Regions from separate parts of the Homo sapiens genome. Here region 1 is linked to region 2. The links are chromatin loops, found by intact Hi-C in ENCODE. Cell type or tissue: tibial artery. All regions are shown on one strand. Region 1 has its middle 78 kb from the start of CPMER. Region 2 has its middle 96 kb from the start of LINC02554.

The links. Hi-C counts contacts between places; a loop is a spot of excess contacts. Peaks named below come from ENCODE experiments on the same cell type or tissue, not always from the same donor. Only the 100,000 strongest peaks of a DNase experiment are listed, where the experiment ranks them.
Region 1: it touches region 2 in a loop (2.5-fold over the local background); 3 of 110 quality-filtered maps call a loop at or near these places.

Annotation. Positions count from the first base shown.
Region 1 is chr22:27,634,566-27,639,565 of GRCh38, reverse strand. No RefSeq gene overlaps it. Among named protein-coding and RNA genes, the nearest start is that of CPMER, 78 kb to the left of the region's middle. RefSeq lists enhancers at 1-634, 635-1,439, 1,652-2,152. In tibial artery, no CTCF peak of the experiment used is centred here; a DNase peak (open chromatin) is centred at 2,282; H3K27ac peaks cover 2,601 bases.
Region 2 is chr22:27,403,956-27,408,955 of GRCh38, reverse strand. No RefSeq gene overlaps it. Among named protein-coding and RNA genes, the nearest start is that of LINC02554, 96 kb to the right of the region's middle. RefSeq lists an enhancer at 740-1,292. In tibial artery, a CTCF peak has its summit at 2,879 (motif pointing left); no DNase peak of the experiment used is centred here.

The sequences.
Region 1 (5,000 bases), 230 kb before region 2:
GGTCACGGATTTTGTTCCTTCTGCAAATGATCTCCATGTGTCACGGATTGGGTTTCCCCTCGTCTGGCCCTGTCCCTCTTGGGACCCCAGGCCCCCCACGGGCTGATGCAGCTGGACGGGGCCTCCCCAGCAGCTCCGTGGCTCATTCTGACCCTGAGATGGGGCCCAGGCAGGATGGGGCCTGGGCATCTGGTTTAACCATCAGAGCAGGGGCTTGTTTCGGTTTTAATGACGCATGGAGACCTCGGGAGAGGGAGAGGGAGCCGACTGGCAAACGGGGTGCAGAGAGGCAGCAGGGCCGATGGGACAGCGGAACTGAACAAACAAATACCGGAGCGTTAATGGGGGACTCTGCGGCCGAGAAGTCGCACTCACACTCATGCACGTGTGTAAGCACACACACGCACACATGCTGATGGAAAAGCCACCTTGCACACACCTACTTGCAGACGTTCCCGCCTCCTTCGCTCTAGCCGTCTAAATGTCATGCTGGTCTCCGCACATTCTCAGTGCCGTCCAGCCCCTCGGCCTTTGCCTAGGCCGGCTCCCCCACCTGGAATGCCATCCCTGCAAATGCCAGTCCTGCGGTTTGCGATGCCCGTGCTTCAGGGAACCCTTCCCTCATCCCACCTCCCCACCACCAGAGGCGGGGCCCCTCCTCCTCAGGCCTGTGGGTGGGGGAGAAGCCGCAGACAAGCTTCTGCTCAGCTGCATGGGTGCCCTGTGATCTTGGGCAAGTCCCTTCCCCACCCCAGAGCCTGAGTTCCCAGTGCTCCATCTGGAAAAGGCAACTCCACACCTCCTGCCTTCCTGGGTTCTCGCAACCGCCTTACTGTGATTGTCCCCATTTTGAGGCTGAGAAAAGAGAGGTTCAGAGAGGTTTAGTAAGTAGTCCAAGGTCACCCAGCTGGTTAGTAGGAGACTGGCTGAAACCCCAGTACCTATGCCTTCCCCTACTTCTGTTGCTGAGAACGGTCAGATCAGCCCAGGAGTCAGACAGACCTGTGCCGACTGCCCCTTGGGCAGAGTCAACTGGGCCCTCATTGTTTCTCGGCTCCCCCTTCATTGTTATTCTGACAGGGGCATGTGATTCACAAGAGCTCATTTGCTCCCAGCCCAGCCAGGGGTCCCTGAGCATCTGCCAACCCCTCTCTGGGCCTCAGCCTCCTCATCTGCAGGTGGAGAAGCGTATTCCTGCTCTCTTGACCCTACCTGCCATGCTAGGTGGTACTTGGGGTGGGAATAGATGCTTCCAGTTCTCAGCAGAGGAAACTGAGGCTCAGGAAGGCCAGGGCGGGGCTGGGATTCAAACCCATGCTTTGGACTTCGTGCCTGGCTTTGTCCATTGACCCCAGACTGCCTTCTGCCTCTAACTGGCAGGTGCAAACCAAGCCTGGGGGGTGCCATCCACCTTGTTAACCCCTTTACTAATCCGGGCTTTGGAGGGTTTATCAGAATAAGCATGAGGGCTGGGAGGGTTTGGGAAGGTGGTCTGGGGAGGGAAAGACTCACTGGGGACTTGGGGCTCCGTGGATCTTTCTGCCCAACTCCCAAGTTCATTTCATCTGTCAAATGGGCATACTATTACTGCCTGCTTTGTAGGTGTTGGTGAGGATGAAGAGGAGTTAGTGGTAAAATATGCCCAGTGCTGAGAATGGTGCCTGGCCTATCCACGCTTCATGTAAGCATTGGCTGGTTACCAGCATCGAGTGTTAGCATTATTTATTAATCATTGGCTTGGAATGACATCTGTTAGGCACCGGGGCTGTCTTTTTAGCAAAGACCTAGTTCACTGTTACAAGGACTTGGGGTTGACTCAGGGTATGGCAATGGCCTTGGCCTCTCCAAGCCTCAGTTTCTGCATCTGTGAAATGGAGATGATACCCCCAGCCTCCCTCACCCATCTTTTGCAAACATAGTCTCTAGCTGTTCCAAGCTGCCAGATGCCAGATCTGCTCAGAGGCCCACACAGGTCTCTCAGCTCATCTCTGACAGCGAGTCTCCACCCCAGGGCTCAGGGAGGCCCAGGAGGCCAGCTTCTCCAGGGTGGGTGGTGGGTACTATTAGACTTCAGTGCCTGGTTTCTCTAACTGCGGGGCTGGCTATGGCCAGGCTGATCCTCCATCTAGACTGAAAATACCCGTGCAAATCCCTCCTGTAAAATCCTCGGCCCCCTCCTGTGGGGCCTCCTGGGGACATGCCAGAGGCTAAAATAAGACCTGAAGTCAGCAGAGGCCTGTCCCCGGCTGCCACCTGATTCTACCAGTCCCTCAGGGACTTGGTGCTCCTGGCACAGACGGATTCTGAAATGACCGTCAGCAGGCAAGTGCCAGGCTGAGCCATCTCCAGTCCCTGAGGAGTTTTAGGATGCAGATTCCCTGGACTGACTCCATGAGGTAGAGTCAGTGGCTCGCAGTCGGGCCCAGGGAAACTGTGTTTTATAAAACTCTCAGGAGGTTGTGCTGACAGCTAGTGTTGGATGTCCATGTTCCACCGCCATTGATACTGACTTCTGTTTGCTTATTCATGCCTTTGTCTCCTTTTCAGTGGTGCTGGGAGCCTCTAAGGGCAGGGCTGGGTTTTCTGTCTGTCTGAGCAAATGCTGGGTGAAATGATGAATGAATGAATGAATGAATGAATGAATGAATGGACAAATGAATGAGTGGATAAGCAGCTCCCTGGAGAATTTTGGACCTTCCCTGCCACTGATGGGGGTGAGAGCTTTGGGGCTGATATTCCCCTGGATACCTGAGCTCAGTTTAGAGGTAGGAGGAGGCATTTTTTTCAGATTGCTTGGAGCCCTCTCCTCCAGGGAGCCGTCCCTGATGCCTTCCCCATCTGCTGTGCCCCACATCCCCTACTTTCCCACCCATCTCATGCCCTTCCCTTGTTTGTTTCCCTCTGCCCAGGACCCACCTTATGCCTGACTCAGGATGCTGTCAGTAACTGTTGAATGACCATGCAGATGAATGAATGAAGTATCTGTAAGACCAAATCTCTCCTTGGCTTTGCCTTCCAATAAAGGGAAGTCTTGGAAGAAGATGCCCCTCTCTTGCCACACTCTGCCTCCCCAACCGTTGTCTTTACTCCAGTCCTGCCACATTTTTCAAGTTCTCTCCATTTTCTCCAGCCACCAAGCCTTTGCACCTGCTGTTCCTTGTGCCTGAAACTCCCTCTGCCTTTGCTAATTCCTTCTTCTCCACATCTTTGCTTCAATGTTTTGGCTGTGAGTTGCCCTGATTGCTCCCCCAAAGCCCCATGTTCTCGCCAAAGCTGCCACCTTCCTTCCTACTTAAAGTGTGAGCTCTTTGATGCAGAGGCTGTATCGACTTCATTTCTGCTTCTCCAGCACCCAAGCCGGGAATGTTTGTTGAATTAATGCATAACCTTGTTAAAAAGCCTCAGCTGTGCTTTCTAAAAATATTGGTTCTAAATCCCAGCATGGCTGGGGGACCCAGGCTGAGGATCCCAGAGACGGGTGAGGCGTGGAGGGTACAGATGTGTCTCTAGGACAGGGCCTTTGACAGGTCCTGCCAGGCCTGGAAATGCTGTTCCATCGCCCAGGACCAGAGACCACTTTTCCACTGAGCAGTGGCTCTCTGGCCTGAGGCTGCACTGACATTCCCATCGCCAAGCTGTCCATCTCTCCCAGAGTTCACAGTGGAACTGAACTGGCTGGAAGTCAGGTAGTGAGGGGTGGAGAAGCAGAGGATGAGCCTGCTGTATGAAGCTCCAAAGGGAGGCTGAAGAGAGAGAGTTCTGGGCTGGGCCCCCACCTGCCCTTGAAACCTGGAGGAGCAGCACCCAGGAAAAGCTCTTGGTAACTTCTCAGGCCCATGTGAATGTCAGGGTTTATGATTATCATCAGGTGACAAGTTCTCATGGTCTGATCCATCTTTCTGAGTGATGGTGATGATGGTAGTATCTCCATTGATTGACAGCTCATGATTGCCTGGTCTAGGGCTGAATGCCGGGGAGGTGGAGAAAAATAATAACACACCGACCACACAGATTGAGTATCTTGAATGTGCTGGGCACTCTTTTGATTGCACTTTCTATATGACCTCATTTAAACCTCTTGAGAACCCAGTTTACCAATGAGGCAACTGAGACCAAGAGAGGCTAAGAGAGTCTCTTAAGGTCACAGAGCTGGGAACAGACAGAGGCAGGATTTGTCTCAGGGCCTCTGTGCCTCTGACCACGATAATATGTGGTGTCTGGGTTGGTCATAGCCCCTGCATTGAGGGGGCCAGGCACTCCCACACTAAACTCTCAAGCTCCTGCAGCTCTTTCGTTCCAACAGGTGCACGCATGCCTTCGTGTCTTCTCTCACACTTATTCAATCAACAAACATTTGTTGAGTACCTACTATGAGCCAGGACTGTTCTCGGCATTGGGCTATGGAAAAAAGTACCCCATGCAGAGGAGATGACTTTTGAGCTTAAGTTATACTCTGGTACGTGCCCGAAGGCAAAGACCAGGTAAATGCACTCACCGTATGTGTGTGTGTGTGTGTGTGTGTGTGTACTCGTGCAAAATCAGGGAAGCCTTCCTGGAGGAAGAGAAGTTGAAATCGGGACCTGAAGGAGGAATGGGAGAGAGAGGGAGCTGGTGAGGGTGCAGCGGCAGGGGGACAGGAGAAGCTCGCATGGGCCGGATGATTGGGTTCGTCCCACCCCCAGGCCTTTGCTTGGTGTGTTCCTCTGCCTGTGACACTTTTCCCTCTTCTTGATATCACTCCTGCTTCCTTTCCAAGTCTCAGGTGAGACATTGCCTCCTCCAGGAAGCCTTCCTGATGGTCCCTCGGCTGGGTCAGTGGCCTCCTCTAGGTCCCTACAACTCCCTGTGCCACCTGAATTGCTTACTAGGCTGTGAGTTCCCACAGGGCATGGCCGGGTCTGGCTCCCGTCAGTGCAAAGGGGGTGCCCAGTGAGTAACTGAATAAATGAGGGAGTGAGTGAAACTGCTCCCCACTCTGCTGTGCTGAGGGTGAAGCCTGC
Region 2 (5,000 bases):
GTGCTGGGTGCGTGTCACCCAGAAGGTCAGGGGAAAATGTGCAGCGATCGGGCTAAGGCCTCTAGGGCACACGAATCTGGGGTGGACTGCTAGCTCTGCCACAGGCATGCTGTGTGACCTGAACCTGGTGGCCTTCCTTCCCAGAGGCCCTACTTTCCGTAACATGCACACAATTTCCACACCTCCCTTGTAGAGATGTAGAGGCGTCCCCAAGACAGTATATGTCAAATACTTTACCCAGTGCTTGGCACGCTGTAGGTTCTCAATTAATATATTTTTAAAAACTTCTTGTGTACCACTGGAGTTGGGGGCTGGGCTCCTGAGGACTCCAGGTTCGAGGCTAAATTTGCAGGTCTGCCACCTTCATTTAACAAATATTAATTGGGAACCTAAACTAAGGCCAGGAACACCTGGCGGCACCGCTAGGTATTGTGTCGGGGGCAGTGGCTCTCACAGTCTCATGGAGGAGTCAGGCACAAAGGAAGTTATTGCATTGATAATAATTCCAGCTACCTAACAGGGTACTTCATGGAGGGATAAGGTCAGAGATGACAGGAAGGGCGTCCCTATGGAAATGGTACTTGGCCTGGAGTCTGAAGGATGAGTTAGCTGTAAGGAAGTGAAGAGAAAGAAGGAAAAACATTGCAGCCAGTGGGGACAGCATGTACAAAGGCCCTGTGGTTTGCAGAAGTGTGGTGAGGGGAAGCCCTGACGGGAGGAAGTTCCATTGTGGGTGGAGGCTGGGGAGGAAGAGAGTGTGGGTTAGAGGGGCTGGTAGGGGTTGGTCTTTGTGGCTATGGGGGAGAGGGAGAGTTTGGCCTCCATCCTAGGATTCCAAAAGCCATGGAAGGTTTAAAGAAGGATGTGACAGGCTCAGATCTGGGTTTTTGAAAACTGCCTCTGGCTACCCCAAACCTGGAGTGGACAGCAGCCTTAGGTTGGGAGAGACATGTAGCTGATCCTTCCATGTTAACCTGTCCTGCCAGGGTGACCCCAGGGGAAGGATGTGGCCAGCACAGCCTGTCGGGAGGCAGGGAGCCCAGGTCCCCCTTCGCCTCCAAGCTGGTGGGCTCATTTACATGATTCCTGCTTAATTCTCCCAGGGTATGCAAATGTATGCAAACCACAATCCAGGAGAGGCAAAAATAGCAGGGCGCATTAGCATCCCCCACAGGAATATTGTTTTATGCAAACGATGTGCTTGGAGCCTGCTGAGCAGGCGGAAATGAAAGATGCCTTCCTGGGGGCTCCGGCGAGTCCACCCACCTGACCTTTGCCCTCCAGGACCCTGGCCAGGCCCCTGCTGGGAGGGAAAAGCTCTGGGGTATGGAGGCAGGTGGTGGGTGGAAGACCCTGGCTGCCCAGTGGACAGGGGCCAGTTCAGGGTCCACGGGGTGGGAGGACCCCTGATCCCGCCGCTACCCTCGTCGTGCCCTGGCCTCCACCCTCTGACTGTCTGGTCTTCCTCCCTCCTCTATTCCCCTTCCTCTGCCCTCTGTATGTTGTCGCCTTCCTCTTTGCTTCTCTCTCTCTGATCATTTTTTCTCTTCTCAGCCTCCTCCGGCCTTTCCTTCTCTGCTGAGTCTCTGCCTGACCTCCTGGTCTGCTACCCCAGAATTTGCTCTCGTGCCCCTTGGTCCTTGTCTCACCCCGGGTCTCCATCTTCTGCCCCTCCTCGCATCTCTCCCTGTCTCTGTGGCACCCCGCCGCTTTGTCCCTGTCTGTCTCTGCGATTTCCTGGCTCCCAGTCTCTGTCTCTCTCTCAGTCTGTATCCCCGTCATCTGTCTGTCTGTCTCCATCTCAATATGCACCTCTCTTCACTCCCTTCTTTCTGGCTCTGTCGCTCCCTCTCTGTTTTGTTCGGTTTTGATTTAATTTGTTTTTCTGGCGCTCTCTCTTGTTCTCTTCCTGTCGTTGTCTCTACGCTGCGTCTCCGTCTATTTCATGATCTCTCTGTCACTTTTGCTCTGTATCCCCCACCCCACGTCTCCCTCCTTGCCTCTGCTCTGCTTCTTCTTCCTTAAGAGACCTGGAGACCATCCCAGGACTCACGGCAGCAACCCTTGCTCACATCTGGAGCAGGGGCTATTGGGCGATGTGGGGAGAAGCAGGGACGCCTTCATGCCCCCAAATTCCAGTGGTCACCCAGACCCCTGATGGCAGCCCACAGGAAGGAGCCTGGTCTAGACAGGCTGTGGGTTTTGAGAAGAGGCTGAGCCTTCCCTGATCCCTGGAGGCCTAGGTCTGGCTATGCTGGCCCAAGCTTGCCTGAGGCTGAGGCTGGAATGTTGGGGAGAGAGTAGATAGGAATTAGGCCTGGTTCCCTCTGGGCAGGGACATGTCCTGGCAGCAGATACTTCCTGGCTGTGTGATCTCTGCAAATGGTTTCATCTTTCTGAGCCTCAGTTTCCATCTCTGTAAAATGGGTCAGTACTGGTGTCCAAGTCTTGGATTGGTTGTGGGACTGGCCTGACTCATTGCCATTGTTTACATGTGTTGCACTTACTCAATATTAACCACTACTGTCATGATTGTCATTGCTCCCATATTTCCACTTAAGCTCTTGGTGCCTCAGTTTCCTCATCTGGAATATGGAAAGACTATCTCCTGCCTTTGGGTTGTTGTGGAAACTGGATGATACAGTTGCAAACTTGGCACATAGTAGGTGTTCAATAAACTACCTTTTAAAGTCTTCTTAGACTAGCTGCATGACTTTGGTAAAGGCATGGCTGCCCCTTTCTGGGCCTCAGTTTCCCCACCTGGAAGGAGGTCAGCGCAGAGCACCCTCTGAGGTCTCCTGGCCAAGCTGCACTGGACTGGGGCTCCTCGGGTGGCTGCCAGTCGGTGGTGACTCCACAGTGCCACCAAGTGGCCACCCATGTCACCATGGGGCAAACTTGGGGGCTGGGGACCGACCTGTGTCTAACCTCCCTATCCCTGCTGCAACCCCAGGCCCATTACACAGATGTAACAAGGGCCCAGAGGGGAAGAGCTATGCCCAAGGGCATGCGGCCATGAGTAGAGAGGAAAGCCTAGATTTCTGGGGCTGGATCTCGCTTAGACTTGCTGGGTGACGTTGGGGCAGTGCATTCCCCTCTCTGAGCCATGCTATCCTCACCACATCAGACTGGCCTGGAGGCTTCCTCCAGCAGCCACATCCTCCATCCCTGTGGCTGGTCCAAGGCTACATCACTTCGGTAGTTCACAGTTTTATTAAGCGCCTACTCTGCGCTGAATAGAGGATAAATAATACCAACAATGACAATGACAGTGATAATAATAATGGTAATTATTCACCAGCAATGAAAATGTTCTGTGGGTCAGGCCATGTGCTCAGCATTTGCTCAGTGCCAGCTCATTTAATTAACACGAGGTGGAACTTTCTAAGCACTTTACAGCAATTAACTCATTTAATCCTCACAACACAGTGAGGCTCAGAGAGGAAGGAGAATGCATGTTTTTGCCATTAAATTATTTCACTATATATTTAATGAGCACCTAGTATGTGCTGAGCCCTGTGCTCAGCCCTGGGGGTCCAATGGTGAAGGGCATAGAGATAGTCATGGATCACATGAGCTCACTGTTTAGTGGGGAGAAATACAGTAAACAAACAAACAAAAAATGCCCCGGAATGCAAACTTAGGAAGCATTACAAGAGATTGGAAGGGAATGAAGAGGGAACAGTGAGAGGGAAGAGGGAGGGAGGCAGGTAATCAGGGAATGACAGCCTGAAGGAGGAGGTATTAAAGCTGAGGCCTAAGGGAGGATTGGGAGCCTGCAAACTGTGGAGGTGGAAGGACCAGCCTGCGCAAAGGTCCTGTAGTAGGAGGAGGCTTGCCCCATCAAGAAACGGAGAAGAAGCTATGGCAACCCTCCAACCCAGGAACCCCTCTGCAGCCCCAGATTCCGGTGAAGTTTATATCAGGGGTTCTCAGCCTCTGAGAAAATTACCAGGGAGCTTAAAAAAAAAAAAAAAAAAAAAAAGCCAGGCACAGTGGCTCACACCTGCGATTCCAGCACTTTGGGAGGCCAAGGAGGGCGGATTGTTTGAGCTCAGGAGTTCAAGACCAGCCTGGCCAACGTGGTGAAAACTCCGTCTCTACTAAAAAACATACAAAAATTAGCCTGGTGTGGTGGCGTGCACCTGCAGTCTCAGCTACCCGGGAGGCTGAGGCATGAGAATCACTTGACTCCAACGCTGTGGTTTTGATAAACTTCAATGGCTTAGCATTGTGTAGGGGAGGAGGGTTTCTTTGAAGATAATATTTATCAGTAATTTTCCCCTTTGTGGCCCAGCCCTACCCTGGGGGTCACGTGAGCCAGGATGACTCTCTATGCAGAGTCCTGACTTCCTATCTTATAGACCCCATGTAACAGTTGTGCTAGTAAGTTAACCACAGGTGCCATCTGGGGTAATCTTTGCACCATAATGACCCCCGTAGAGCCTCAGAATGCACACCTCCCCAAAAAAAAGAGTGACCCAAATAAGGCAGCCTTAGGCAGGCTCCACTGAGCTGTGCCCAGAAAAGTGTCCCTCTGGCCATTGCTGGCCCATCCATGGGAATCTTGATTAGAGAGACTGAGGCCACATCTGCATGGGAATCGATTAGAGAGACTGAGGCCACATCTGGGCTGAGTGAGAGTGCTCTGGGATGAATTAGTAATGTCTGCTCTGGTAGCAGCCTGGGGGTTTGGAGGGGTCATTTCTGATAGACTGTAGCTACATTCAGGTTTAGGACATGAGGCCACCCCTGAGAGGTAGGAAGGTTCCAGGCCGACTCCATGGCTTGCCAGCTGTGGAGCCTGGGGAGGCACTAACTCTCAGAGCTTTGTTTCTCATCTGGAAAGTGGGTCCAATAGTTGTATTGTATTAGTTTGCCAGGGCTGCCATATCATAGTGCCACAGACTGAGTGGCTTAAACAACAGGCATTTCTTTCCCCAAGTCTTGGAAGCTAGAAGCCCATGTCAAGGTGTGGGCAGAGTTGGTTTCTTTCAAGG